Regions from separate parts of the Homo sapiens genome. Here region 2 is linked to region 1. Evidence: chromatin contacts called from ENCODE POLR2A ChIA-PET data. All regions are on one chromosome and are shown on one strand. Each heading gives the region's core, a stretch centred on a gene start or an enhancer-like site at or near the end of the contact. The rest is flanking DNA. Distances are from core to core; before and after follow the strand shown. Region 1 overlaps EMILIN2 (elastin microfibril interfacer 2). Region 2 overlaps MYOM1 (myomesin 1).

Region 1 (2,653 bases), core at 1-2,500:
CGGTGCGGGGGTCGGTGGCCTCAGGTCCCTTTCAGTCACTTGCGACGCACCCGCGGTTTCCGCGTGCTGTGAAATCGGGAATTGTTGATGCCGGAGCCAAGAGTGAGGCCGGTTTGGAAAGTGCAGCCGTCTGCGCCGGAGAGGCTGGAAACGCCCCGGCCCCGGGCAGGGGTCCCCGGCGGCGTCCGGGTGGCCCGCGGCGTCCTCGGAAGATGCGGGCGGACGCCCGTGTGTCCCGCTGGCCTGACGTCGCAGGGGTGGCCGCAGAGTCCTCACGGGGACCCCGCTCGCCGGGACTCATGGAGGGGACCCTGACGGGGCAGTCAGGGCTGAGGTTTCCTAATCCCGTGTGTTTCTTTCTCCCCGACGCCCGGCAGAGGCGCCCTCGCCCCCGCCGCCCGCAGAGGCCCCGAAGGAGCCGCTGCAGCCCGAGCCCGCCCCGCCGAGGCCCAGCGGCCCCGCAACCGCAGAGGACCCTGGGCGACGGCCCGTCCTGCCCCAGCGGCCCCCCGAGGAGAGGCCGCCCCAGCCGCCAGGCTCCACCGGGGTCATCGCGGAGACGGGCCAGGCCGGGCCCCCCGCAGGCGCAGGCGTGTCTGGGCGGGGTCTGCCGCGGGGCGTGGACGGCCAGACCGGGAGCGGCACCGTCCCCGGCGCAGAAGGCTTCGCGGGCGCACCAGGTGAGGCCCGGGGCTGCGCGGGGAGGAGCGCGGGGCTCTCCCGGAACTTCCGCCTGAGCCTCGGGGTCTGCTGAGGGGCGTGGCGGTTCGGGGTCCAGCCTTCGGGGGGGCAAGTTCCGAAATGCAGCTTTGGAAGGATGCCGAGGCCCGAGGGACCGCTCATGCTAGTCCAGCACACGGAGGCCGGGGCACCTCAGGGACAGTGCAGTCGTCTGTACTTAGACATACTGAGTGGCCCCGCCGGTTGGAGTACGAGTGCCACACGGGCAGCTCATTGATTCCCAGCAGGAAGGATCTTGGAAGCCAGAAGGGTATTGGGAGCTTGGGTAGCAGCAAAGCAGGTGGCACAGCAGCGTGGCTAGGCAGGAGGGCTGTCTACCACGGGCTTCGGGACTTGGGGCAGCTTCCTGAGCTCTCTGAGCTGCAGTTCCTTCAACCACAAAATGAGGAGAGTGCAGGACCTCAGAGGCTTACTGTGAGGATGGAGAAAAGCCCAGTTCAGTGCCCCACTGGGAAGTGCTCCCCATGAGTTGTGAATGTCTGCACCATTACTGTCGTGGTGACAGTGGGGGTGGTGTCAGAGTAGAGACAGGAGAAGGAAGTGAGCATTTGTGGGATACCCACCACGTGCCAGGGACTGAACCCTATCTGGATCTCCTGCAGCCCTCCCAATGGCACTGTGAAGCCAGTGTTGTTTTACAGATGAGGAAACTGAGATTTGTGGCTATAACAGATAAACAGATGACCCTGAATGGGGCAGGTCATGTCATCTGCCATAGATACATGCATAGAACAATGCAAACCAGTCAGTCCCCTCTGAGTCAGACCAGGCTGACCATCAGGGACATGCAGACACTGGCAGGGCTGGGGTTGTTCCCCATCGGTGATAGCCTGGTGCCCCCATGGCCCCTGATGCCCACGGCTGTCTGGAAGGCTGGGTCACTGCTGAGAAGACAAGGAGACATTTTCTCTCACCAGCTTTCTTTTTTCTATTCCTTCTTAGACACCTGAGCTGCGGTGATCACAGCTCTTAAGCAGATGTCCTGCATTTTCTAAGATAACACTTATCTTCTGTTAGTTCCATGTATCATGGATGCTTAGGCTCTCTTGGGCTATTTGTTCCCTCATTTGTCCATCCACGCACCCTTCCGTGCATGCAGCACTCACCCATGCATCTATCCGTGTATCCCTTCCATCCACCCTTCCATCCAGCCACCCACCCACACATGTATCCGTGTATCCACCCATCGATACATCCATCCACCCACATATGCATCCTCATATGCAGAGGCTGGGGCACCCCAGGGACCCACCCACCCATGTATCCATGCACATATCTGTCCACCCACCTATGCATGTGCACATCCTTCCACACATCAAGCCGTGCACTCTTCCCTGTGTGCATCCACTCATCCATCTATTTGTCCCTCCACTTCTGCACCCACCCATCCATGCCTCCATTTAATAAGTACTGCATTCAGTCTAGTTGAAGGTAGAGCTCTTGAACAGATAACACTGCTAGAGGGCAAATGTTAGTTGGCTTGTGTGACTCTCTCAGTCACAGAGAAGTCTCCAAGGCTCCAGTGCCCATCTCTTTCTTTCCTGCAGCCAGCTTGCCCTCAGTGCCCTCTTCCCCGCCAGGGATAAATGGGCTAGTGAGGAAGCAGGGACGGGCTGGTACAAATGTGCCTCTGCTTGAAGGAGGGCAGTGACAGTGGGTGCCCTTGTTCTATGTCTGTTTCTATAGTAGTGAAGACTCGATTTGAACTTGTGAGGAGCAGAGGAAAAAGGGGGCTCAGAACAAGGAGCTGGTGCTTAGGGTCTTGTTTGACATGCCATTTCCTTTCTGTTTTTCAGGATACCCGAAGTCACCTCCTGTAGCTTCCCCAGGTATGTCTGCTGAGAGACCAGGAGCAGGAGGAGCGGTCTCCTTGGTGGCCTCTGCCCCTCCTCTGCATCTCCTGCCTCCTCCC
Region 2 (2,653 bases), core at 95-2,594, 200 kb after region 1:
AGTGAAAAGGAAACCCATGATTGTGATTGACATAGTCCTTACTTGTTGCCCTTGCTTTCGACTTCCAATCGTGGAGAGTCCTCAGTGGATACATAATCTTTGGACCAGGAGAACTCGGACTTTGGAGTCATCTTATCACACTCGAAGTTCAATGAAATGACTCCATCATCATCCACATTTACAACAACCTCTTTGGTTCCTACAAGATCAAAAAGAAGGCACTGATACTTCGTGGAGGAAAGCAACCAAGTAAGAATTTGTTACCTTGAGATTCTTTACTTTAACCCTAAAGTAGGGCCCTGATCCTAGGTCAGGGAAAAGCTTCACTACTCATGCAGGTGGACAGTCCTACTCCACAATTCAACTTTTATGCCATAACATGAAATTAGATGGTTGCACCACATTTCTTAGGTAGAGTCAACACCATGGACAGTATTGTTTGTGATGTGACTGATGGTACAGTTATGGGAGTGGATTGATTGCAATGAGGAAACAAGGCAGCTTTGGGAAAAGGGAAAGTCAATTGATCTTTATCAGACCCTCATTCATGACTTTTGTTTCAACAATATCCACATGCAATCAGTCATCAGGGAAGGATAGAGATGAAGAACCCAAAAGGAAATTGAATGGGAGAAAGTCCGCATGCAATCAGTCATCAGGGAAGGATAGAGATGAAGAACCCAAAAGGAAATTGAATGGGAGAAAGTAGAGAGACTAAGAATAGCCTATATTCACATATTCAAAGTCTTTAAGTCATTTAAGAGTGGAGAAATATATGGATGCCTGCTCTGTGGATCACAGAACCATAAATCAATTTAAAGATGCCCCTCTAGATTAGAGTGATAGCAACTGAGAAATGACTATTATTGAACTGCATGGAAATTTAAATGGAAATGAGTTTCAAGAGATTCAGCTCTTTCAGGAAGATTGGTTTTTGGATTAAAAAAAATTCAGTTAGTGTTTTGAGTTATTCTATTTTTGAGAGTTATAATAAATTGCACCTGCACCTAATAGAGAATTCAAGGAGAATTTGTACAGCATATGAAACATTCACATCTATGCCTAAATCCAGTTGAAAGGAGTAAAATGCTCTACTCAGATTTATACTCATTCAATTGCCAGTCTAAACTTGGTTTGTTTCAGTACATTAGGAAAAATATATATAAAATATATTACATTTAATCCCAGAAAAGTACAGCTGTATTTTTTTAAAAAGCATAAAAAAACCTTCCAAAAGAATTGAATATTTTCTGTCTGGATTGTATTACAAGAGGCCAACATCCTGGCCTACTGTCCAATAAAACTTGTTAGTGGAAAAAAAATTGCAAACGTTTTCCCAAGGGAAGGCCAAGAGGAAACCAGTGCCCAAATTGTGCCTGGCAGGATGATCTTGGTTCCTGAGCCTGATAGTTGATCTAACTTGTGTCCGTACAGATGGCAGTGTATGCTTCAACTATAAACTTCCAAAAAGTGATTGTTAGCACATGCAAAGCTTAGAGAAGACTGGTTCTAGAAAATTTTTTAAAATTCCTTTTTCTTAAACAAAGGGCTACTTTCATATTTGGTTACATAAAGTGAAATAACAATCAATTAAAGGCTTAAGTATTCCTTAATTGTCCACCATATGTTACTTTTAAAGGGCTATATGTATTCCATTGTAAGTTGCAGCCCACATTTTATTTCTATTCCTGATAACACGTGACTAATCTTCACACTCTATTTTCGTATAATAAATGTTGAACAAATGCTTTTATTAAAACTTAAGAAAAGGCTAACACTGAAGAGTGTTGAGGTTTAGACTGTATTATAATATACAGTTTGTGTGACTGAGTCACAGAAAGAATGTAAACAGAAATTTTTGTATATCTGTATTGTTACAGAGAGAAAAGAAGTGAGGTAATCTTGCTTTTTGCATAATCTCTATTTTGGAAGCATGACAGATTGCTTATATTAATCATTCATTGTTCTATCTGTGATCCCTTTTTAAAAGGAAGTGAATCATCCATATGCTTGTTGTTTATTACATTAGAGGTATGACAAGTGTACAACAAAAATATTGGTTAGCTTAAGAATCTTGATTGTGAAAGATTTGACTTTTCTGAAAACAAAATAGCCACAAAACAGAAAGAATACGAACAATTTAATCAGCCTCGCCATTCTCTAAATGCTGTAGATAACTTTTGTAGTGTAACACCTCACCCATTTGGAAAACTGCCCAAAACCAAGAAATAAGGAAAATAAGCCTCTAATACCAGTTCTGATGTGACAAAGTCCACACACTAGTATGCTGCACACTCACCAGGGAATTGGAATCTTTTTTTTTTTTTTTTTTTTTTTTTGAGACAGGGTCTCACTCTGTCACCCAGGCTGGAGTACAGTGGTGTGATCTTGCCTCGCTGTGGCCTTGGCCTCCCAGGTCATCCTCCCACCTCTGCCTCCCAAGTAGCTGGGATCACAGGTGCATGGCACCACATCCGGCCAATTTTTTTGCATTTTTTGTAGGGACAGGCTTTTGCCATGTTGGCCAGGCTGGTCTCAAACTCCTGAGCTCAAGTGATCCACCCGCCTTGGCCGCCCAAAGTGCTGGGATTACAGACATGAGCCACTGTGCCCAGCCTTGGAGTCTTTTTATACTTTGCTTGAGACAATTCTA

What was found. ChIA-PET counts read pairs that join two places held with the same protein, here RNA polymerase II (POLR2A).
Region 2: POLR2A ChIA-PET joins it to region 1 with 34 read pairs in activated T-cell. The contact joins two enhancer-like sites. POLR2A ChIA-PET finds 5 or more read pairs at or near these places in 3 of 52 experiments (WTC11, activated CD4-positive, alpha-beta T cell and activated T-cell).

The regions. Positions count from the first base shown.
Region 1 is chr18:2,906,406-2,909,058 of GRCh38, forward strand. EMILIN2 (elastin microfibril interfacer 2) reads left to right here. Exons shown (of 8, transcript NM_032048.3): 5 at 378-680; 6 at 2,538-2,570. Among named protein-coding and RNA genes, the nearest start is that of LPIN2-AS2, 59 kb to the right of the region's middle. RefSeq lists a silencer at 1-739 and an enhancer at 1,180-1,379. Within about 2 kb of position 1,251, at least 29 of the 41 ENCODE cell types and tissues checked have a DNase peak (open chromatin) inside an H3K27ac peak, as active enhancers do.
Region 2 is chr18:3,102,432-3,105,084 of GRCh38, forward strand. MYOM1 (myomesin 1) reads right to left here. Exons shown (of 38, transcript NM_003803.4): 23 at 43-199. Among named protein-coding and RNA genes, the nearest start is that of LPIN2, 91 kb to the left of the region's middle. Within about 2 kb of position 1,345, at least 3 of the 41 ENCODE cell types and tissues checked have a DNase peak (open chromatin) inside an H3K27ac peak, as active enhancers do.